3 separate regions of the Mus musculus genome follow, and all the other regions are linked to region 2. The links are chromatin loops, found by intact Hi-C in ENCODE. Cell type or tissue: gastrocnemius. All regions are shown on one strand. Each heading gives the region's core, and the rest is flanking DNA. Links, peaks and the distances in the headings are about the cores only.

Evidence for each region. Peaks named below come from ENCODE experiments on the same cell type or tissue, not always from the same donor. Only the 100,000 strongest peaks of a DNase experiment are listed, where the experiment ranks them.
Region 1: a loop joins it to region 2, with 5 times the contacts of the local background. A loop is called at or near these places in 17 of 42 quality-filtered maps.
Region 3: it touches region 2 in a loop (7-fold over the local background); 2 of 42 quality-filtered maps call a loop at or near these places.

The regions. Positions count from the first base shown.
Region 1 is chr7:72,392,756-72,400,765 of GRCm38, reverse strand. No RefSeq gene overlaps it. Among named protein-coding and RNA genes, the nearest start is that of Gm39035, 90 kb to the right of the region's middle. In gastrocnemius, for the core only: no CTCF peak of the experiment used is centred there; a DNase peak (open chromatin) is centred at 4,145.
Region 2 is chr7:73,628,335-73,636,344 of GRCm38, reverse strand. No RefSeq gene overlaps it. Among named protein-coding and RNA genes, the nearest start is that of Gm26176, 14 kb to the left of the region's middle. In gastrocnemius, for the core only: no CTCF peak of the experiment used is centred there; no DNase peak of the experiment used is centred there.
Region 3 is chr7:73,137,151-73,145,160 of GRCm38, reverse strand. No RefSeq gene overlaps it. Among named protein-coding and RNA genes, the nearest start is that of Gm6567, 39 kb to the right of the region's middle. In gastrocnemius, for the core only: no CTCF peak of the experiment used is centred there; a DNase peak (open chromatin) is centred at 3,895; H3K27ac peaks cover 388 bases.

The DNA.
Region 1 (8,010 bases), core at 1,226-6,225, 1.2 Mb after region 2:
CTTTCTGAGACACCAAAGACCTCATAGGGTCTCTTCAGGAGTCGCCATTAGAAAACTGAGATAATAAAGTCTGTTAAAATTAACCAAAGTCTAAAGGCTCCCCTGTTGTAGAAATACAATGGTGTTCCTCCTATAAAACAATATGAACTAACCAGTACCCCCAGAGTTCATGTCTCTAGTTTCATATGTAGCAGAGGATGGCCTAGTGGGCCATCAATGGGAGGAGAGGCCCTTGGTCTTGCGAAGATTTTTATACCCCAGTATAGGGGAATGAGAGGGCCAGGAAGTGGGATTGGGTGGGTTGGGAAGCAGGGGGAGGGGTGAGGGTATAGAGAATTTTCAGAGAGGAAACTAGGAAAGGGTGTAGCATTTGAAATGTAAAGGAAGAAAACATCTAATAATAATTATAATAATATCTATTACCAAAAAAATAAGAGAGAAAAAAATTATCATGGTGGCCAGCTAAACACTGTACAATGCTCCCACCCTGTGGCCAAATCATGAAGCAGCTCCTTTATCATTACATGAAGTCATCATGCCATCTTCTGGGAAATTCTGGGACTGCATGACATGCTATGGAAACATTCAAAAGCCCCAAATCTAAATACTTATAAATATTCACACCAAATTGTGTGCATGACTGTAAACTGTGGCTTACTAATTGTGGATAGCTGTGGAATCACCTGGCTAATGCCTAGAATCTTGGTTCTAGGAGATAATGCAGATGTTTACACCAGGAAGTTGAGGAACAATTATGTTGGGGGAGAAGAGACTGAGAAAGTCCCCAATTCAGATGGTTTGGGTTGGCGATTCCCAAATGTTTCCTGTTGGTCCCATCAAAACTAGATAATTCTGGACAGTGGTGGCACATGCCTTTAATCCCAGCATCTGGGAGGCAGAGGCGTGTGGATTTCTGAGTTTGAGGGCAACCTGGCTTACAGAAGGAGTTCCAGGACAGCCAGGCCTATACAGACAAACCCTGTCCTCCCCCCCCCCCCACACACACACAAAAACAAAACAAAACAAAAACAAAAACAAAACTAGATAATATCTTGATAGAGATCTGAGGGTTTTGTTGTTGTTTTGGTTGGTTTTGGGTTTTGGTTCCTATCTCAGAAATTTTAATTCAGTGTGTCTTTTCTAGGATCCTTGTAGTCTGCATTCTAAAGATCTCTTCTGATGGTTTAGTGAGCACCATGCCTAGGGAATGGTGTTACCCACAATGGACTGGGACTTCCCACATGAATTAAAACAATCCCCACAGACAAGTCCAATGTAGCCAATCTCTCATTGAGACTCTTCCCAGGTGATCCTAGAATATATCAAGTAGACAATTAATAGTAACAATCACATCAACGAAGAGGAGGAAGGTTTGTCAGAACACAAAGGGGATTCCAGGTTAGCAAGAGTTGGTATTAGTGCTGGGAAGTATAAGGGAGAGAAAACTGCAGAGTGTGCTTGTGTCTCTGCTTTACTACACCACACAGCCACTACCCAGGCTTTCATTCCTTGCCCCTGCTTTTGATTCCATTGTCTCCAGAAGAAATGGGAAATATGGAAAAACTGGAGAGACAAAGGGAGAAAATATAAAGACTACAGCCAGCACAACATGGTTTATGAGAAGGGTATAATGGTAAGTAGTCTCTGGCATGAACCCCAACTGCATGCTAGCTGTAGGGGGCGGGGGGGGGCGCAATGAGAAGAGAAAGTCTGCAGTAGCCACTGAAGGAAATATATCAAGAACACAGATGTCTAAGCACCAGCAATAACGATTTTCAAAGCAATGCTCAGAAAGTATTTTATTTTTCTAGATGGGCTGGACTGTTAACGGAATGAATTCTCCATTGAAAGGACAGCATTCGGATGTTGAGAGTGTGCTTCCTTAAGCCTCATTTTATCTTGTTTAAAATGAAGGTCTGAAACCAATGTGATCTTGGCGCCCTGTTGGCACTAGCAGACTCCACATCAACTGCTCAAATATCACACAGTAGTCAGAACCACCACCCAACTTCCTTTACTACTTGAGAATGAGCCTATGCCAGATATAGATGACCCTAAGGAACTTGACTATTCTTTGTGGTAGCGCCTGTTGGGGTCATAGTTCATGGGTGAAGAAGTAGGGTTTACAAAGGTTAGGAAACTCGTTTAAGTATTCACAGCTTGTAAGCAGCAGAGCAAGGCTTCAAGGCCGGATTCACTCAGCTCAACCATTACTCTATACCACAGCTTCTTAGAGTGTGGGTTGTGACAAACGTACATCAGGATGGAGTCAGGAAACAATAAAGTGCCTTTTGATTTTTCTGCCTCTTCGTGTGTGTGTGTGTGTGTGTGTGTGTGTGTGTGTGTGTGTGTGCATGTATACATACATGTACATATACATATATTGTTGCCTGCTGTCTTTATCTCTTCCTCCTTGGCCGTATTTCTTCAATAAAAGTTTTCTGATGGTGGAGCAAGGAAAATGAATTTGAGCTCACACAGGAGTTTTGGGCAGTATTAGCCTGTTTTATCAGGACTTCTTAGTAGCTTTGCTTCTGCACATACATGCATACTTTGTCCTGCACATGCTGTCCTGCCTTGTAATGCTAACAAACTCCTCAGCCTCAAACACCCTATGCATCCCAGACTTGTATAAGGGATGGATTTGAATAGTTTCCTTGGATTTTCAAGGTTTGGTGCTCATACAGTAACAATGGTTTACCCAGAGAAAACAAAGATGGTAGTTCGTCTCTAGTGTCATTACTCAGCATATATTAGATTACTATCTTTTGGGTTTGACTGTGTTAGGATGGTTGATTTTAAAAATCACAATTTAGGTTACTGACTTGAGTTGCGCAAAGACTTCATTCCAGGAATTCTGTCTTGGGATTAAGACATAATTTCTAACAATTTCTGAAATTGCTCTAAACATACTTCTGCAAAGTTGTACAACGTGGTGCTCTCAGCGTTGGTGATTATAAAACCAAAATATCAGTGAGCTTTAAAGGATGGTGAAGATGCGCTTAGTCCGGCTGCATTGAATATGCAGCCAAGACTTAGTTCATATAAAAAAGAGCACATCTACATCATTAGGATAAAATTCCCTTTTATCTTTAATGCAGTATAAAATTATATGTATATTGGAGAATTGTTTTAAATTTCCTTACTACTTACTATCAGAAAACGTGTGACTCATGGGCAATTTTATATACCTATATACCGGTGTCATGTACAAACATGTCAGGTGAAAGCTGATCATGAATCGAGGATGGCCCACATTATTTCCCTCCTCAGATGACCGAAGTCATCAGTGAAAATATTCAGAAGATTCTTTAACAGTTCTGCCACTTGGAGTGTTTGGGTCCCCCAAATTCTAGACTTCAAGTTTGTCTTTAAAGTTGTTTCAAATCAAAGTTCCCAAATCTCTCCTTTTAAAAATTTTTTATTGGTTATTATATTTATTTACAGTTCAAATGTATCCTTTCCCAGTTTCCCTCCACAACCCCCCCATCCCCCTCCCTTTTGCCCCTGTGAGGGTGCTCCCCCCACCCACCACTCTAATTTATGACTCAGAGGCTTTGGCAGAATAGATTGGGCCTTTCTGTAAGTAGACATCACCTTACCTGGACTTTATCATTATATTTGACCTCCTGCGGTTTGGACGACACTAAGGTGAAATGGATTAAGGAACTTGTGTCTACTTTTGGAAGTATAATCTCTCTTGCTATATGTATTTTGGGGATGTGTGACCTGAATTCTGTAAATCAGCTACATTCTTTCATTTCTTGGTCGATTTCACTTCCCAGCTCCCTCAGATCTCTCACACCCCACATGGAGACATAGATGACCAAATGAGCATCTAACAGGTGACACTCTGCAAGCAGAGCTAGGAGAGCCCCACATTCCCTGTGTCAGGAACTCCCCCATCTTTGCCAGTAGGACACTGACTCAATCGTTCAGGTATGTCTCAAATGTCTGCATGTCTACTCGGAGTCTTTGCAGACACTCAGAAACAGCTGAGCCTTCCAGTCTGCGTCCCCCATATCACTTACCTGTAAACATCAATTATGATGCTTATCGTTGTTTGTATCTTCTTTCTATTTGTGAACAGGGTTTCATTTTCACAGAAGTATAAGGCAGGGTTGGGACATCATCAGTCTGTGGGCCAGCTGCCAACCTGCCTCCAGCTTCCCCTCCCATCCCTGAATACTCAGCTACCTTGGCGCATTCTACAACCAAGTCCTCAGTCTCAAAGGCATGTGAACTCCTATTTCAATTTCTAAAATCTGTAGTTCTCCTGAGAGGTTTTTCTCATAGTAACGGATTCTAACAAGTTTTAAAGGAAGGTTGACAATGGCCTGGTGTAAATTTATAGTAAATAACACCCTGGCATAATCATATATTTGTATGATCAGAAATGTTTATGAATCAAGAGATAAGGAGTCTTAGTCACATGATCAGAAATAACTGCTGGGTCAACCTGTATTGTAGCACTTCATTTGTTGAAAGCAGAGAAGAGCCTTATAAAGGTGGAATGGAGGAACCATTGTTATGGCCTGCCTGATCTCCTTGATGAGATCACTCTACCAGCATTCTTTCCCAAGAGAATGGCATTCAACAGATTACAGCATCCCTTTTTTGTATCAGAATCTGACCCCTTGACTGCCAAAACACTGTTGAATGTCTTCATATTCTTTGTTCTAGTGATTGCTACCCATCTCTCGATTTCCTCCCATAGCTGGCATGACTCTCATTCATTGTGAGAAGATGTTCCTAGTTGTCTTTGCAGAAGAAGCCCCCATGCATGGTCTCCCAGTAAGCGCTCAGAGTCTTCCTTCTGTTCTGGTGTGTGCCACACCCCCTGGCTCATTATAAATTCTCTGAAGTGTTCTCATTGCTTTGTATTTTTCCATATAACTTTATTTTAATGGTTTTTGGTTCTTTTTATTAATTCTTCAGGAGTTTCCTATAATGTTTTTTGGTCATATTTATTCTCTTTCACTCTTCTCCAATTCAACTCCAATCCTTGTCCCTCCTAAGTTTGTGTCATTAAAAAAAATCATTCAAGACCAGGCTTGATGTATTTCTAGATATAGTATTTTCTTCTAAAGTTGTCGACTTATCAGGGGCTACAGTCGTAGAAGAATCTGTGTCCCTTCTCCCAGAATCTAATGATTGCCAATAGCTCTACAGCTTGGGGAGGGGGGAATAGGGGTGAGGGCTGTGTGCTCAGTTCCTCTCTCCATGCTGGGATTTGGTCTGTATTGGGCTTACACAAATGTGTACATGTACATGCTTGTGCTATGACTGTGGGTTCATATTTGCAGCTTCCCTGTGACATTTGCTAGTCTTGAAGATGACATTCCTTTGTACTCCTCTTCTACCACCTCCAGCTCTTTCTCTACTCCTTTCTATGATTTTTGAGCCTTGGTAGGGGAGGGGCATTGTTGGCATACATTTCTCTATGGGGTCAAACATTCTGCATTCCCTGATTTATATCTATCTATCTATCTATCTATCTATCTATCTATCTATCTATCTATCTATCTATCTATCAACTGGTTGTATGTTAATCACAATCTACTGCAATTAGAAGCTTCTCCCACAAGGGATGGGCAATGCATTCATATAAGAGTTTATAATGTTAAGCTATTAGGAGCCAGTTCAGTTTTATGTCCACTTACCAACATAAGAGTAGTTGGTTGGTTTCTAGGGCCTATGACCAGCTATCTCAAGCGTCTCCCTCTGTGATGTCCCTCCACTGGTTGTAACCAGGAATTAGGAGCCAAATAAACCCATTCCTTCTTTATGTTTTGTTGCTGATGGTTTTTGTCTTTCTTTCTTAGAATGTTTGATCATAGCAACAGAAACAAAACTAGAACTCACAGTATCAGTATCATCTGGAAACATAAAGATGTAAAATCATCAGCCTCTTCTCCAACTTACCAATCAAGATGCCCAAGGATAGAGTTCATCCACGTGTGGATCAACTGCCCTGCCTGGCTCTACTCTAGTTAGGGGACTGCACATGATCTCAGTGACACATTCGGAAAGTGGACAATTCAAGGCTCATGCAGACCAAGGCCACTAGCATGCAATGTGGTAACAAGAAACTATAGCTAAGAAATCTGAAGGTGTGCTATCCAGGCAACAGATAAAGGTTGTGTATGCAAAGTCATATAAAATCAAAAGAACATTTCAATTGGCATTAGAAATAAATACCATTGTTTATCACATGCTGGATAATATCCTAACAAAAAATGCAATAATTTCTCCCTCTTGAATGACCAAGTTATCAAAAAACAACTGCATTTGCCATTTGAAAATCTGCAAATATAAGACATTTGGAAAAATAGCAAGGAAGCTTCCTGAGTCACTGCTCTTGGGGATGAACACGAGGAGTGTTTATGATTGGGTCAGGACTGGGTAGTTAGGAACACACATTCTGGACTCTAGGCTATGAATGGCCTTTGTGATTTATAGTTCCTCTAATCAAGGAGAGTGGCTGACTTGAAACTAATGTATCAGAGAAATTACAAAAATGAAACAACCTAGTGCCTTAATTACTGTTTTCTTTCTGTGAAGCGATCATGACCAAGAAATGTACAAAAGAAACCATTTGATTAGGGGTTTGCTTATAATTTCAGAGGGTGAGTCCAGACCATCATGTCAGGGAGCTTGGTAGCAGACAGGTGGCATAGCACTAGAGCAGTAGCTGAGAGCTTACATCTGATCCTCAAGCAGGAGGGAGAGAGAGATAAGAAAGCAGGAAAGGAGAGAGATGGGGAGGGAGAGGGACAGGGAGAAAAAGAAAGAAAACAGATCAGGCATGGGCTTTTGAAACCTCAAAGCCTCCAAAAAGCCAATGACACACCTCCTCCAAAAGTGTCATTTCTCTTCCTCCCAGTCCTTCCTATGCAGTCCACCAACTAGGAACCAAATATTCAAATATAGGAGCCTGTGAGAATTGGAGTCATTCTTATTCAAACCACCATATTATCCATGTTACTACATGTTTCCTGGATGATTTCTTCTGCTTCTTTGATTGAAATGTAAATGTTGTTGTTGTTTGTGTGTGTGTGTGTGTCCCCATATGTGTGGGCTTATTTTAAATGTATGGACACAGAGGCCATGGCATGAGTGCTGAGGTCAGAAGACAACTGTTTGGAGTTGAGTCTCTCTTTTTATGTGAGTTACAGGGATGAAGCCAGGCTTCCAGGCTTGCAGGACAAGCATCACTACCCACTGAGCAATTGCATCAGTTGTTGGTTGACATTTATATATGTCTATAATTGCCAACAGAACATTTGTGGGGCCAAGTGGGTCCTTGAAAACTGTATCCTTCTCCTCCACCAATGGATAGGCAATTACCATTTGTCCAAGGACATGTTTTTTTATTTTTATTACTATTTTTTTATTTTTAAAGATTTATTTATTTATTTATTTATTTATTTAATGAGTACACTGTAGCTGTCTTCAGACACAGCAGAAGAGGGCATCTAATCTCATTATGGATGGTTGTGAGCCACCATGTGGTTGCTGGGATTTGAACTCAGGACCTCTGGAAGAGCAGTCAATGCTCTTAACCACTGAGCCATCTCTCCAGCCCTAAACAGATTTTTTTTTTTTTTTGATTTTTCGAGACAGGGTTTCTCTGTGTAGCCCTGGCTGTTCTGGAACTCACTCTGTAGACCAGGCTGGCCTCGAACTCAGAAATCCGCCTGCCTCTGCCACCCAAGTGCTGGGATTAAAGGTGTGCGCCACCACTGCCGAGCTTCAAGGACATGTTTAATGTTCTTGAATAATCACAATTGTGTTCCCTTCATTTTTGACAGGGCACCAAGTTTGATAATATACAGTGTGTTGTCTCCACCATCTTCCCCTATGCACTTGACATCTAGCTCCTGAGAGGCTCCAGGTGTTAAATGCTCCACTTCTCCACCATTTATGTAAGCACAGAGGAAAGAAGGAGCTGAAGTTATCCGGGCACGATTTTCACTTCAGGATCTTTGTTTCTCCAGTTCCTGAAAT
Region 2 (8,010 bases), core at 1,509-6,508:
ATCTGCAGGGTTTGTATCTTGGCTGCGATCCATTCAAAGCTGTTTTAAAGCAGATTTTATTTCTGGAAACAAGGATATTAAGGCAATCTGAGAATTATATGGTCAAAGAATTGTTTGGAGGGTGGGGCTGAGACAGGGTTGCTCTGTGTAGCCCTGAATGTCCTGAAACTCGCTCTGTAGACCAAACTAGTCTTGAAATCAGAGATCCACCTGCTTCTGCCTCCCAAGTGCTGGGATAAAAGGCGTGCGCCACCACACCTGCCTGTTTTATGAGCTTTCTAAAAACACTATTTTGTTTTGTTTTGTTTAAAATAAAAAAAAAGGCTGGTTGCCAATCAGTGGGCACACGCCTTTAACCCCAGAACTCCAGAGCAGAGGCAGGAGACTCTCTGTGTTTGAGGCCAGCCTGATCTACAGAGCTCCAGGACAGCCAGGGCTACAGGTGAAACCCTGTCTTGAAACAAACAAACAAACAAAAGACATACAAACAATCAAAACTACAGAAGATAGCCACATACGTTTTTACCTGTTTTACCTTTCCTCTGGGTCCTTTAGCCCTCCGTGGAAGAGTAAAATATGTCCTGAAGACGTGAAGTTTGGTGGCTGGAGAGATGGCTCGGTGCTTAAGATTTACTGCTTTTCTAGAGTTTAGTTTTCAGTATCCAAGTCCCAGCTCCCTCTCAGACAGCTTACAAACTCCAGTTCCAAGGCGTCAGGTGCCCTCTTCCGGCCTCCTTGGGGATCACTACAAACATGGCATACAGTCCCACGGACATACACACATAGTTGGCTTTGGGGTTTTGGTTTGGTTTTGGTTTTTCAAGACTGGGTTTCTCTGGGTAGCCCTGGCTGTCCTGGAACTCACTCTCTAGACCAGTCTGACCTGCCTCTGCCTCCCGAGTGCTGAGATTAAAGGCGTGCGCCACCACTGCCCAGCCACACGTAGTTTTTGTGTGTCGTTTTTGGTTTTTGCTTTGTTTTCTTGAGACAGGGTCTCACTATGTAGCCTTGGATGATGTGGACCAATCACTATGTAGACCAGGCTAGCCTGGAATTCAGAGAACTACGTGTTCTGCCTCCTGAATACTGAGATTAAAGGCATGTCCTGCCATACCCTGATCTAAAATAAATCTTTTTTTTTTTTTTAGGATGAAGAAGAGATCTGTCAAAGCCACGGTACTCATATGTTTTTTTTTATGATTTATTTATTTTCTTTATATGAGTATACTATAGCTGTCTCCAGACACACCAGAAGAAGGCACCAGATCCCATTACAGGTGGTTGTGAGGCACCATGTGCTTGCTGGGAATCGAACTCAGGAGCTCTGGAAGAGCAGTCAGTGCTCTTAACTGTTGAGCCATCTCTCCAGCCCCAGTACTCAATTATTTGAACTCTGGAGTTCAATCACAGTGTGCTCTAACATCAAAAGTATTTGAATAATTGGAAACTGCCTTACAAATGCTTCGTTACGAACCTTTAGTCAATAACACCGTTTTCTCCTTCAGTCTGGTTCAGGGTTGCTTGCTTTGGATACTGAGTCCATTCCTATCTCGGGTTGCTTTCAAATTCTCAGGAAGGAAGGAAGGAAGGAAGGAAGGAAGGAAGGAAGGAAGGAAGGAAGGAAGACAAAAGGACAGGTCTGGCAGCACAGGCCTGTAATCCCAGATTTTCAGGAGGCTGAATATAGACAGATACAAATAGAACATAGATGTACTGTAGACAAATCACTCATGCACATAAGATAAATAGATTTTTTTTTTAAAAAAATGTTTTTAAGAGTGACCGGAGAGGGCCAGGCGTTGTGGCTCATGCCTTTAATCCCAGCACTTGGGAGGCAGAGGCAGGCAGATTTCTGAGTTTGAGGCCAGCCTGGTCTACAGACTGAGTTCCAGGACAGCCGAGGACTACACAGAAAATAACCTGTCTCGAAAAACCAAAACAAAAAACAAGAATGACCAGAGAGGGCTGGGCGTAGTAGCACACACCTTTAATTCCAGCACTTGAGAGGCAGAAGCAGGTGGATTTCTGAGTTCGAGGCCATCCTGGTCTACAAAGTGAGTTCCAGGACAGCCAGGGCTACACAGAGAAACCCTGTCTCGAAAAAGAGTGACCAGAGAGACAGTTCAGTGGTTAAGCGCATTTACTGTTCTTGCAATAGTCTCAAGTTAGGTTCCCAGCACCCACGCTAGGCAGCTCACAGCTGCCTCCAACTCCAGCCCTTCGCCTTCACGGGCACCACTCTCACATGTACAACCCATTCACAAAACTACACACATACCATAGATAAAAAATAAAATAAAAATTTAAATGGTTTGGGGGCTGAAGAGATGGCTCAGAGGTTAAGAGCACTGATTGCTCTTTCAGAGGTGCTGAATTGAATTCCCAGCATTATCTCTTACTTCATTTGGGGATCCACATCTTCTGACCTCAGAGGGCACCAGGGGTGAAAGTGGTACACAGACATAAGTCCAGGCAAAACATCCACACTCATGAAACAATAAAATAATATTTAAAAGATAAAAATAAATAAATGCATAAAAAAGAAAAGAATGAATTTAGCTTTGTATGCACTTAGCATGCATGCATGTAAAGTGACTCGGCAAGGAAAGCCTGATGAATCTTAATGATACAGTGACAGATTCAGGTACTCCTTCCTCTGTAATGACTGCATGTAGCTGACAAATATTGCAAGGCCCAGACGATCCCATCATCACTGAGAACACATGGCTCAGGGCACCATCCAGCAAGTGTGGACAGCACTTTTCTTTGTTTGGTTTTTCAAGACAGGGTTTCTCTGTGTGGCCCTGGCTGTCCTGGAACTCACTTTGTAGACCAGGCTGGTGTCGAACTCAGAAATCTGCCTGCCTCTGCCTCCCGAGTGCTGGGATTAAAGGTGTGCACCACCACCGCCCTGCACGTTGTTTTTAAGAATTCAAGACACTCTCGCTGAGTGCGATGGTATACAGGTGGAAGCAGGAGGAACACTGCAAGGGCTACATGATAAGCCTCTGGAAAGAGAGAGGGAGAACCCTAACTCTAACCAGAACAAAGAGATGGGATAGGCCTAGATTTCTGAATCCCACAGTGCCTGCTGTCAGGAGGTTGAGAACAGCAGGAGTGACCGAGAAGGCACCATGGGAGCTTTAGCTATGTTCCTGCCTTAGTTTGGCAGTCCCTGTGATTATATGATAGACTTGCCAAGATGTAATGAGAATGTCACCTTTTTATTGCACTGGAGTAATTGAGAGTCACCGAGATGGCTCAGTGGTAAAGGTGCTGCGTGCTGACCATCTAGTTAAGATCCCCACCCGGTGGAAGGAGAGAACAAATTTCCAAAAGTTGTCCAATGACCTCCACATGCACATGATGGCTTAGGGCTCACACGCCCCATACATAATTTTAATATCTTTTATCTCTACTTTATTTATATGTACAAATGTTTTGCCTGTGTGGTGGTTTGCATAAAAATGGGCCCCCATAGGCTCATAGGCAGTGGCATTATTAGGAGGTGTGGCCTTGATGGAGTAGACGTGAGGTCGTAGGAGAAAGTGTGTCACTGTGGGCAGGCTTTGAGGTCTCAAATGCTCAAGCCAGGCCTAATGTGGTACTCTCTTCCTGCTGCCCGCTGATCTAGATGTAGAGCTCTCAGCTACCTCTCTAGCACCATGTCTGCCTGTGTCCTGCCATGATGACAATGGACTGAACCTCTGACTGTAAGCCAGTCCCAAATAAATGCTTTCCTTTCTCAGAGTTGCTGTGGTCATGGTGCCTCTTCACAGCAATAAAAACCCTAGCTGAGATAGCCTGCATGTATGTGTGATCGCCAAGTGTATTCTTGATGCTCCAGGAAGTCAGAAGTGGGCATCAGATCTCCTGGAACTGAAGTTCGGCTCTGAGCTACTATGTGGGTGCTGGGAATGGAACTGGGGTCCTCCGAAGAGCAACAAGCACTCTTCACCACTGAGTCATCTCTCCAGCCCCTAAAAACATTTAAAAAATAAAAAATAAATTAAAAAAATAAAATTTAAAGGGGCTGGTGAGATGGCTCAGGGGTTAAGAGCACTGGTTGCTCTTCCAGAGGTCCTGAGTTCAAGTCCCAGTAACCACATGGTAGCTCACAACCATCTGTAACGAGATCTGACGCCCTTTTCTGGTGTGTCTGAAGACAACTACAGTGTGCTTACATGTAGTAAATAAATAAATCTTTAAAAAAAATTTAGAGCCGGGCGTGGTGGCGCACACCTTTAATCCCAGCACTCGGGAGGCAGAGGCAGGCAGATTTCTGAGTTCGAGGTCAGTCTGGTCTACAAAGTGAGTTCCAGGACATCCAGGGCTATACAGAGAAACCCTGTCTCAAAAAACAAAACCAAAAAAATTTACTTATTTTATGTATATGAGTACCATCACTGTCTTCTAATATACCAGAAGAGGGCCTCAGATCCCATTATAGGTGGTTGTGAGCCACCATGTGGTTGCTGGGAATTGAACTCAGGACCTCTGGAAGAGCAATCAGAGCTCTTAGCTGCTGAGCCACCGCTCCAAACCCCAGGAAATTTTTGTTTGTTTGTTTGTTTTGGTTTTTTTTTTTTTGTTTTTTCTTTCTTTCTTTCTTTCTTTTTTCACTTTGTAGACCAGGCTGGGCTTGAACTCAGAAATCTGCCTGCCTCTGCCTCCCAAGTACTCGGATTAAAGGCGTGCGCCACCACGACCGGCTAGGAAATTTTTAATAAATAAATTAAGTGGATTATTTAAAACAGAAAAATGGGGCTGGAGAGATGGCTCAGTAGTTAAGACCATTGACTGCTCTTTCAGAGGTCCGGAGTTCAATTCCCAGCAACCACATGGTGGCTCACAATCATCTGTAATGGGATCTGATGCCCTCTACTGGTGTGTCTGAAGACAGCTATAATTGTACTCATATACACAAAATAAATAAGTAAACCGAAGAAGAAGAAGAAGAAGGAGAAGCTGGGTGTGGTGGCACATGCCTTTAATCCCAGCACTCGAGAGGCAGAAGCAGGTGGATTTCAGAGTTTGAGGCCAGCCTGGTCTACAAAGTGAGTTCCAGGACAGCCAGGGCTATACAGAGAAACCCTGTCTCGAAAGAAAAAAAAAATAAATAAATAAATAAAAAAGAAAGAAAAATGACACACATCTAGGACACACATGACTCACTCACCTGTCTATCACAGTGTTATGTGTTCTCAGGCGTCTAAGGAAGGGGAAGAAGAAAAATCTGACCCTCTCATACCCTGGCCAAAAGAGGAGCAGATACCGCAGAAGTGCTGGGCCCTGGAGAGGCTGTCGAACAAATGAGAGTGATTTGCTCTGACAGCTGAGCTGCCTCAGCAATCAGGCAGCATTCACTCTGCACAAAGGGGGTCCCATCAGCCCTTCAGCTGGGCCTCTGGGTCTGACATAAGCACTAATTCAGAAGAAGCCGTCGAGTTCATCTTCTGCGTGTTCCTTGTTGCTATGGATAGCTTAGAGGGGATGGAACCCGGAAGCATGCACTAAAGCACCTGCTGAGATGGGGTAAGGGGGGGCACAGTCCAGGGTTAGCCTTCGAGTCGTTTAGATGAAGCACTTTGAATTCAACCCCTGAATAATGGAAAGATAGAATCTCTGTCGTGTTGCTATGATTTAACTACTACCAAAATCCCCGTGGGGGGGTCAATGGTTTATATTTACTGAGAATCAAGAAAGTCAACTAACCAAGTTTAATTTACTTTAGCTTTCTTTTTTTCACCTTAATGCCAAATCGTTTGTTTTTTTTTGTTTAAAGACAGGAATTTGTCCTTGAACCGATGATCCTCCTGCCTTAGCCTCTGGAGTACTGGGATTGCAAGCATACGCCACCACACCTGGATCTTCCTAGTTTAACATTTATTGGCAAACATCCCCTCCAGATAAGAGCTGGAGAATACCATTCATTTCTTTCTCTGGGTGGTTGTTCAATTATTTTCAAAAACATCTGGCATAAAATAAGACATTAAAGGGCACACATGACAGACAACCACATCTGTGAGTGTGCATCCTTTTTTTGTAATCTATCAAGAGAGTCCAGAGCTGGTGATGTGACTCGGTTGGTACAGTGCTGGCCTAACCTGCTCGAAATCCTAGGTTTGCTCCCCCAACACAGCCTGAACCAGGTATGGCAGCACACTTGTAATGGCTCCAATGTGGAGCATGGAGACCAGAAGTTTAAGGCCATCCCTGGGTACACAGAGAACTCAAGCCAGCCTGAGCTACAAGAGACCTTGTCTCAGAGAAGAAAAGAAAACCTCTGCAAGTAGCCACCATAGAACTCAAAGTCACAGATGCTAAGCAAGAATTCTGCTGGAATACTCTCCTAGCCTCTGTGTGTGTGTGTGTGTGTGTGTGTGTGTCTGTCTGTCTGTCTGTCTGTCTGTCTCTGTACATATTTGTACGTGTTTGTGTCTGTGCCCCCAATCAGGTCTAGCCACTCGTCCTCAACAAGCCAACTAAAACTCCCAAAGTAAAAGAGGAAATCAGAAAAAGAAGCTTTATTCGGTATGGCCACATTGGGAAGAGACATGAAGTGATCCATCAAGTCCCTCAAGTCAGTCTCCTGGGTCCTGAAGTGAGATCAAAGTTTTGGTTTTTCGGGACAGGGTTTCTCTGTGTAGCCCTGGATGTCCTGGAACTCTCTCTGTAGACCAGGCTGGCCTCGAACTCAGAGATCTGCCTGCCTCTGCCTCCCGAGTTCTAGGATCAAAGGCGTGATAGAGGGTAAAACATCTAAGTGTTCCTGGTCAAGGTATGGTCCTGCCTACCAGCCCACTATTATCTGGATTTCAGTGTCGTTGTATAAAGTGCTCGAACAAATTATTACAACTGTTTGAAATCTCTTTCTAGGACACAGGTTTCCCCTCTGCCTGAAGCCCTTTCTTCTCTCAGCATGAGATTCCTGGAGACTTTTCCATTTCTTTGGAGTTCATTGTTACAGTAGTCTGCTAATCTGATTGAGGGACAATGGTGTCTATTAAGAGTATCTTCTTTTCTGCCAGGTAGGTTACAGTAAGGATTATAGTCAACCCCACTAAAGATTCCACTCTTCCTTTTCCTCCTCCTCTCCCTCCTCCTCCTCTTCCTTTTCCTCCTCCTCTTCCTCCTCTTCCTCTTCCTCCTCCTCCTCTTTTGATACATGCCTCACTCAGTTCCCCCAAATGGGCCTTGAACACAGTCTGTGACCAGTGCAGGCCCTGAACTTGTGGTCTTCCTGACTCAGCCTCCATCCACGCTGAACTGAAATCTCCTCTGGAGCTCAGACTGGCCCCAAACTGGTAGCATTCCCCTTTACTGTGTAATGTTGGACTTACAGGCATGAGCCACCATAACCTGGATCAAATACACTTTAATATTGAATCTACAGAAGATATGCAACTTTGTAGGGGCATGAAGGCCAGACAATCAAGCCACAAAGTCAAACAATTAGGAAGTATATGCCAAGAGATATTGCTCTTGAGCTGTGCATAGATACTGCACACCAAGTTGTCCTGGGATCTTCTCGATACAAGAGCACATACTCCCCGCACATACTCTCCTCTCCTGCTACCAATTGTATGACTGAATGTGTAAACTTACTGAAAAGGGACACGCCATTTACAAAGCCTATTCACAAAGATGCATTTCTTGCCACCATCGAGAGTTTTGTTCTGGACCTCTGCAATTCAATAAATTCCAGTGGATTTTTGCTGCTGTTTCTTTGTTTGTTTGTTTTGTTTTCAGGTTGTTTTTTTTTTTTTTGGGGGGGTTGGGTTTCACTAATACATGGCTCAAATAAGGAGAGACAGTATAAAATGGCCATAGAGCCTGAATAAAGCCTCCTTTGTTTGTGACTTCCAAAGGCAGCTCATTCATGTTTCAAGCAGGTAGTGGCATAAATACCTGATAGGTCACCCCAGACAAGGCAAGTCTATTTATTATACCCAGTGATTGCCAGCTCGTCCAGAAGGCTGCAGCATATAACACTGTATTACCGCTAGA
Region 3 (8,010 bases), core at 1,685-6,684, 490 kb after region 2:
GGAGGCCTTCAGTTCCCTTTGAAGTTGCTCTGCTGTGTGGTCTGAGTGAGGGAGAGAGCAAGGCAGGGAGAGGCACCCTGTGTTCCAAGTGGAGCCTGCCCTGGTGGGGTGCATTCCTGGCATTCACGGGGTGTCACCCCAGTCTGGTAAGGGAGGGTTAGCACATTTCAGACCTTGGTCTTGAACTCACATGTCTCACCTCCCCGAATCCCTCTTCCCCTCCCTCCTCCCCCATAGATACCAGCAACCTTGTTCCTTCTCTTTATGGGAAGGTGGAGCCAGTGGGAAGCCGAGATGGGGGGAAGGTGGCATAGGGAAGAAGAGGCAGCAAGATGCAGCATGTGAGAACCAAGCTTAGGACATTGCTTAGGAAGAAACAGAATGGTATTCCCCCAGGAGAGAGTAGGATGATAGGAAATCACTGAGCAATATGGAAGTCACAAATGGAAGACAGAGCAAGACGGGGAGGAGGAAGGAAGAGGAGGGAGGGAATGAATGAGCAAGCCAACGGTCTGGTTTACCTTCACGTGTTAGATCAAAGTGACTACCTTTTCTTCCCTTTCATCTCTTCCCTTCCCCACACACTCCCCTCTTCTCTCCCCTTTCCCTCTCCCGCCTCTCTCCCTCCCCTCCCCGTTATATCAACTTTGTTCCCTCTACTCATACAATTATAAGACAAACCCCATGGCTGTGTTCCATAGCAGACTGGGGATTTATCGCAGACAATTTCAGCTGCACTGCCAGCCATTGTGAAACTCTGCCACAGCACAAGTTAGGGGGTAGCAATGCCTCCCCCCCCCCCCCCCCCGTCAGTGCCTTGCACTGGGCTTAGAAGGAGTAGGGTGCCCGTCAGGAACCTCTCAGGGTAGGTGTTGCTCAGTCTGCAACTGTTTACAGTGGGGCAGGCAGCTTGTTGGCACACAGAAAACACAGAACGGAGCAGGCACCCCTCATGCACCGCTGCCCTCTGAGCCTGGGATGGGAAGGAGAACATAGAGCCGACGTGCTGTACCATTAAATCCAAGCATCGCTCCATCTGCACTGCAGACCTGAGAGTCCCCAGCATGACAGTATCTAAAAAAAAAAATCCCTGGCTTACGCTTCTTAATACCAGTCTGCAAAAATAACAGTCAAGCTGCATGAAGTCATGGGGAGCGTATGCCGGGCCATATGCTGTGGGCCGAGCTGGTGCTGACTGACAGTACGAGGCTGGGGTCCTGGGACTTGGTTAGGGGAAAATGAAGAAGGCAGACGGGTGTGAGGAGCTGGGAGCAGAGGCAAGAGAGCAGGAAAGAGGTAGCATGAGTTTATTTTAGCAGAAGAAATATTGGTCAGTTATTGTTATCTTGAGGAAGATACCTGGGTTGCCATTATACCGCTGTATGTCAGGAGCGGTCACATATTTTTATTTTGTTTCAGTTGCGTTTGGAAACCCAGCATAGAAAGGCATGCTTCTGGTAACGTAAGTGATGTGAAAGTGCTGGAATCCTGGAGACAGTATTCAAAACCCCAGGTCTTTCCAGTTTCAGGGCCACCTCCACTGCCACTAGTCTGTAGGATTTTCACATTAGGAGGTCACTGGCTTCATCACCCATGGCAAATTATATCTCAGCAAAGCAGTAACAAGACATTTAAGGGGCCTGGATCCTGCTCCTGCTACAGTTTCAGATAGCTCTAGCAGGCTCAGCTCTCCAAAGCCTCTGAGTTTCTAGATAACTCTGTTCACCTTGTAGCTCATTCTTTCTCTCACACAGCGGAGGGGCACTTGTCTAGTAATCCAAGAAAAAAATAATCATGTGATTTGTCTTTGTCTAAGGCTTTTGATTGATGAAACTGGAAGATAAACTGTGGTTTGCACAAACTATAAACCTCTATTTCCATGCCATACCCACCGGGACCCACCTCTGGCTATATAATGCATGTGTTTTGAGTCACCTAGGAGACACCTCTTATGCTACCCTCTGGTGTGGCATCCTTAGGGCCAATCAAAGATTTCTCCGTAATGGTCTTTCCTTAGATACTCATTTTATCACGGGTAGCATGAGCTGGTAACCCAAAGAGGAGAAGATAGCAGTAGGGGCTGTTGCCTCAGTGGGAGTCTGGATTATTGAGAATGCAGGCGATCTGCTATAGAGGCAGGGGAGGGAACAGGCCCCAGGGACGATAGATGGTGAAAATATGGAGAAGGCAAAAAAGAGGGCAGAGAACCAACAGAGCTGAAGGTGGGACACTTGAAGACCTTTGACAAAAGAATGATGATGGAAAGTTCCAGGGGTCCAAAAAGTCCTAAGGGGCCGAGGGTCCCTGCATCCAGAGCCTAAGAGCTATCACACCAGCCTGGGATATGCTGGGAGCCCTGACCCGAGAGACTTTTGTGTAGTTGCTGCTGCTAAGAGTCAGGGATGACAGTTGCCAGAGCAGTAGTCTGTCTAACTCTGGAACTTTTCTCCCACTACCAACGATCTCTTAGGACTGACCAACGAGGCCCCTGTCCCTTTAAGACCACTGAGCATGTTCTGGTTATAAAACAAGGCCTAGGGTGGTAATTGTAAGCAACTTAATAAATTGTGTGGAGAATTCATTCCAAAGGCCCCTGTTCTCACTGCTGACAAGCATTGCTCCTTAAATGGAAAACAAAGATCTTTTCTTCTCTTTCTCCAAAGTGGCTCAACTTAAATTTTTTAAGATGTTTTTTTGTAACAGCTTTATTGAGATGTAACTCACCTGCCACACAGTTCATTCCTTGAAAACAGTGTAGTATTTTCTTAGACATTTACAGAGGCTCACATACACTTCTCTCCACAATTTTCAAGCATTTTATTTTCCTTAATGCAACTTTTTTTTTTTTTTAAACAATAGAAGAGAAATAAACATTACACAGAACTGAGCAAAGGCTGAAGAGATCCCATGATTCCATTGGCTGGGCTGGATTTCCTCCTTACCATGCTCTCCTCTATTTACAAGCAGACGGCAGTTACCTGGTTACCACCACCCAGAGTATTGTTTTATGCCTGCTTTTTTAAGTTGACAGTTTCCATGCTGTTACTTTGCCGTTTTAACGGCCCGTGATATCCTCTCACACTGATGTGCAATAATCTATTCCCTTCGTTGAATCTTTTGTTTTCTAATTCCAAAATCATAAATAATGTTGTACCCAACATCTTTGCACATAAAGCTTATTTCCCTCGTTGGGTGTATTTCTCTGGGCTGTAATGACAAGAGTGGGAGTAATGTGTCAAAGAGCATGAACATATTACAGTCTTCTCTCCCAGCCCCCATCCCACTATTATTTCTGAGCAGGTGACACTATTTTTTTTTTCTTTTCTTTTTTGAAAATATGGCTCGGAGGGTCCTTGGAACTCTTCCAACAAAAGCAGCCACACCCACTCCATACAAATTAGCTACAAAAAGTCATTTAATGTTACTAAGGTTTAGAGTTCATTATGCAAGCCTGAGTCCTCTCCCCACCCCCACCCCAACCCCCCAAATTTTCTGTGAGGCCAAACAGCATTCATTTCTGGAAGGCTGGGAAAGATTGTCCTTTATGTGTCCCACCTGGTGGCTTAAATAACTTTACCATTTCCCTTAGAAAATTATTCCCGTGGAAAATAATTCAGTTAACCTCCTGACCCCTCCTGGCCGCTCTCAGCCTGGGGCAGCACTTTGTTTCCAGCTGTTCTTAAAAGCAACTTCAGCTGCATTTAACCCTTTGAAGACCCATGGGGGGCGGGGCAAGAGCAGGGGGAGGGGAGGGGGGTGCCAAGGATTAGGAAGGGGGAAAGAGAGAACAGAGGAATTGCACTTCTCTACCCTGGGAGGAGCTGTGGCACCCTACAAAGGCCAAACAGCATCCTGGGCTTGCTCTGTTAACATAACAGTGTGACAAGCTGCGGGGCTTTAGGCTCCACTCAGGGAGGGCTGGCAGTCAAGACTGCTCCAGGCAGAGAAGCTTGGCCGGGCTCCTGAGGGATCAGCTTCCCAGAAACAAAATTTGAACTTCAGGATCTGTGGCCTTTCTTAGATGTCACCTAAATTGTGACATCCAATCCAAGAGCCCTTCTGGATTTATAGTAGTCCGCGATAAGATGTTTTGGATTGTAAATTAAAAAAAAAATCCAAATCCAACTAGTTTAAAATCAGAGTGGGTGCTGCTGCCTGGCAGTGCTTAATCCTGAAGCCAGCAGGCAGAAATGTCCATGCTCCCTAGATGCTCTCCATGCTACCTAGATGCTAAGAATGGCTTCCTATTGGTTCTCCAATGGCTTCCCATTGGGTCTCCGTGTAGCTGAGAGGACAAGGGGAAGGGAAATGCATGTTGTCATCCATGCCTAACAGCGGGATTCCTTCTTTATCTTAACCACAGACCCTAAATCTAGACTTCACTGTGACTGGATAAACTGAGGGTCCCAGGCTCATTTAAGAACCAATTATCGTGCTGGGGTTGTGCGGCTCTGTGGAACAGTAAACCTTTGGTTTTGACTAGCAGGGCCTGCTCAGAGGAAGGGGAAAGCAGCCAGCCATGATCCTTAGTATTGTGGCAGTACCCTCAAATATAAGTAGGCCCCTCCTGGGCTTGTGGCACTTGTCACGAACTGTAAAAGAAAATGCGTTTCCCCGAAACTATTTGGGAAATTGGAGCCACTGCTCAATTCCTTAAAAAAAAAAAAAAATCAGGCTCTATATACGGGAATGATTGTAAGGAGACAGAATGGGTTGATCGATCTATGTGCAAGACTGGGGAATCCTAAGGCAGGCAAAGCCACACCCAGGGCTAGCAGAGGAGGCAGGACAGGCAGAAAGTAACAAGTTCTCAGTCAACCAACTATAGACAAGAAGCCTTTCCCCAGAACCTCCTCCTAGCCTGGGTAGCTAGAGGGTGTTTGTTGATGAGACTTGTTAAAACATTTGGTTGAATTCCAGAGTGGAGCATCCATGCCTTATGACTAGACCAAAGAAAAGGAAGCGTGTCCCTGAAAAGCCACAGGGCTCTGCCCGGACAACCTTTGTCTTCAAAGAGACAGCGTATGTCAAGAGTCAGAGCCACGACCTACCATAATGCTGAGTGCTAGCTCACAAGCATTGGTTTCTGCTTATACAACACTGTTCACTGTCCGAGTGTTTTCAGTTTTGCATATAAGTAGCCATTTCAAATACAAAAGCAAAGAGAGGCGGCTCCTGGGAGGCTGAATGGCTCTGGGGAGGACATTAGGGTGTCTGTGGGTGTCTCTCCTCAACTAGCCAGCCCTCCTGGTCCCCCTCCCAGAGCTGTTAAGAGGATCTGAGGGAGGCAACAGTGTCGACCCCGAAGCATCCAGAGGTGCCTTCCTTCCGTCTACTCCCAGCACACTCTTCCTGGTTTCCTAGAGGTCTTCCTGCATCTTCTGTCTTGCTGACAGATAAAAAGTAGGCATAGGGGTATGAGAAGGCTACATCCGCCAAGGATGCGGCACCAGGATCGGAGGGAGCCCAGGGAAGAGGCAGAAGGGCAGGCAGGGAGGCGCTTGATAACTTGGAATTCTGTGAACTTGCTGACTGGGGGGGGGGGGCGGGGGGGGGAGGAGGGTTAGGAGGGACTTGAGGTAGGTTCTAAAATGACTCCCACAGCCTTCAGGACAGGGCTCAGGGCATCTCAAAGTCTGGCTCCCAGGTCCTTCCAGTCAGTAGCTCAGAGACCGATTAGACTGATTAGATTCCAAGCTACAGGCTTTAGAGGGCTAGTATCGGAGTTAGGTATGGAAGTTTCCCCTGGCTTTCTCGTCCAGGCGCTCACATCCAGGAAGGAGCTTCTTTTCTGGACCAGAGGGCTTTCGCTTGTTGGGCTTTTCATTAGCAGGGTGAGCCAGTAGGCGGTTGAGCTCATCTGGGCAATTGAGAAGCCAGGGAGGGCTAAGTGCTAATAGCTAACTCCAGTGTCAATAGGCGGTAGAGGTGGCCTCCTGCTGGGTTATTTGCATTTTATAATGCACTCCTAGGAGACCAGAATTCTTTAGAAGACCCTTGAAAGAATGGAGCTTTAAAGACAGTGGTGTGTGTGTTTGTGTGTGTGTGTGTGTGAGTGAGTGTGTAGGGGGGTGGGGTATGAGAGAGTGGGAGTCGGGGAGATTACTTTATTTAAAATCCATCCTATCTTAAGTCTGCTCCTGTCCCCTCTATATCAAAGGGTACAGGCTGTATGACTCATTCAACTTTTCAACCATAGGGGTCCTTGAGGAGGGACCCAACATTTCAATCACAATAATTAATTCTCTTGTAAGCTAACTGAAATGCCCACTAGACAGTTTGACTGCCTTTGGATGACACTTGAGATTCTAGGAGTGGAATATAATGAGTGAAGGAGCCAGAAGGTCATACCCCAAGTCTCCTTAGCAATGTGAGGTTACCACCCTTGGCTCTTGGTCTCCATAAAAGGACTGACCCCACCCCCACCCCCACCCCCCACCCCCCCAGCCCAGGGCTCAACACCAAAGCAGAAACACCATCTGAGACTAGTCTGGCTGGTTTCATGCTTTTGTTGCTGGTCTCTCCATCTGGAAGATAACAAATGCTCAATAAATGGTTGTTGAATTCTGCTATTGGGATCAGTTACATATGGAAAATGATGGACACTGGGAGGTGTTCGCCTCTGGTCCAATTAGAGTCAGGCGGGCTGGGTTCTGGAGGCTTCCTCTCTGTGACCTGCTGGGCTCCTCCCCCTCCTCGGAGGTAGGTAGTCACAGGATAGACCGAGCTTGCCCTCTGCTGCCCAGCTGGGATCTGACTAGGGCTTATTTGCCTAGCTCTTGCCTGAGGCTGCAGGAGTTCTGAGACTAAAAGTACAAACCATCTCCTCACCCACCTGCCAGCTCCTCACAGGGCTTTGGTGGCAAAGTGAGAAGTTTGGAAAGCGTGTATCTGTCTCCATGGGCTTGGCCCATACTTTTCTAATGCGATTGGTAGTAGCAACATTATGTGTGCTGGTATGGTGAGTGTTTAATGACACATGCCGATTATCTCAAAGGTCCATCAATAAGCAGTGGAGTGGGCCAAAGACCTATTCAGAGCGTAGGATATATACATGCCTTTTTTTTTTCCCCACAACAGTGCACAAAAAGGTCACCCAATTGTACAGAGGCATTTAAGAAGCTACTATTTAAGTTCTGGTACAGCAATAAAGGGGGACATCTAAAACTATCTGTAGCCATGTATGTGGACATACTCTTTTAGTCCCAGGCAGGCAGATCTCTTGCGTTTGAGGACAGTCCACTCTACAGAGTGTGTTTCAGGACAGCCAGGACCCCACAGAGAAACCCTGTCTTGCAACAACACACTAACAAAATACAAAATAAAGTTAATTTTTTTCTCACCTATCTTTGTTTGTCAACCAAAAGAATGGAATTCAGAAGCCTGTGTTTGGTTTCAGACCCGGGACATGGGACTGAGGTGCCCATTTTACTTGTCAAAGCAGACCTGGCCCTCCAGGTTCTCCCAGCATCCCTCATGAGGTTCCTACCTGGCATACCTTGGCCCCAATCTTGAACTTTCCAGCCCAGGGGCTGGGCTGCTTTTCCTACAGAGGCTCTTCCCTATATAATTCAAACATTTTGTTCTCTCCAGCTCTCTCTTCTCCTCCCTGCAAGTGAGCCCTTTCTTGTTCTCTTCTTCCCCTGCCACCTTCCCCTATGGCAATTTCCCTGGTTTCCATGCTTGGATCCTTCCTGGCCAGGCGGGAGAGCAGCTTCCCAATAAATCTGCCTTTAATATAATCTGATTTGAACTGGCTCATCTCACAGGTAGAGAAATAACCTATCAGGCTGTAGGGCTACACAGTAGTCAGAGGACCAGCCTGAGCTGTGTGAAATCCTATGTCAGAAAAGGAGAGATTACACTAAGTTTAAGGCTCATAATTGTTCTACTTGAAATCGTAGAATTGGGCAGAACTTCATTTCATAAACTGTGGGAGCGAGCAAAGTAAGTCTCTATAGGTAGACAGGGTAACTGACTGGTTCCCACGGAATTCCTTCTCTTGTAAGG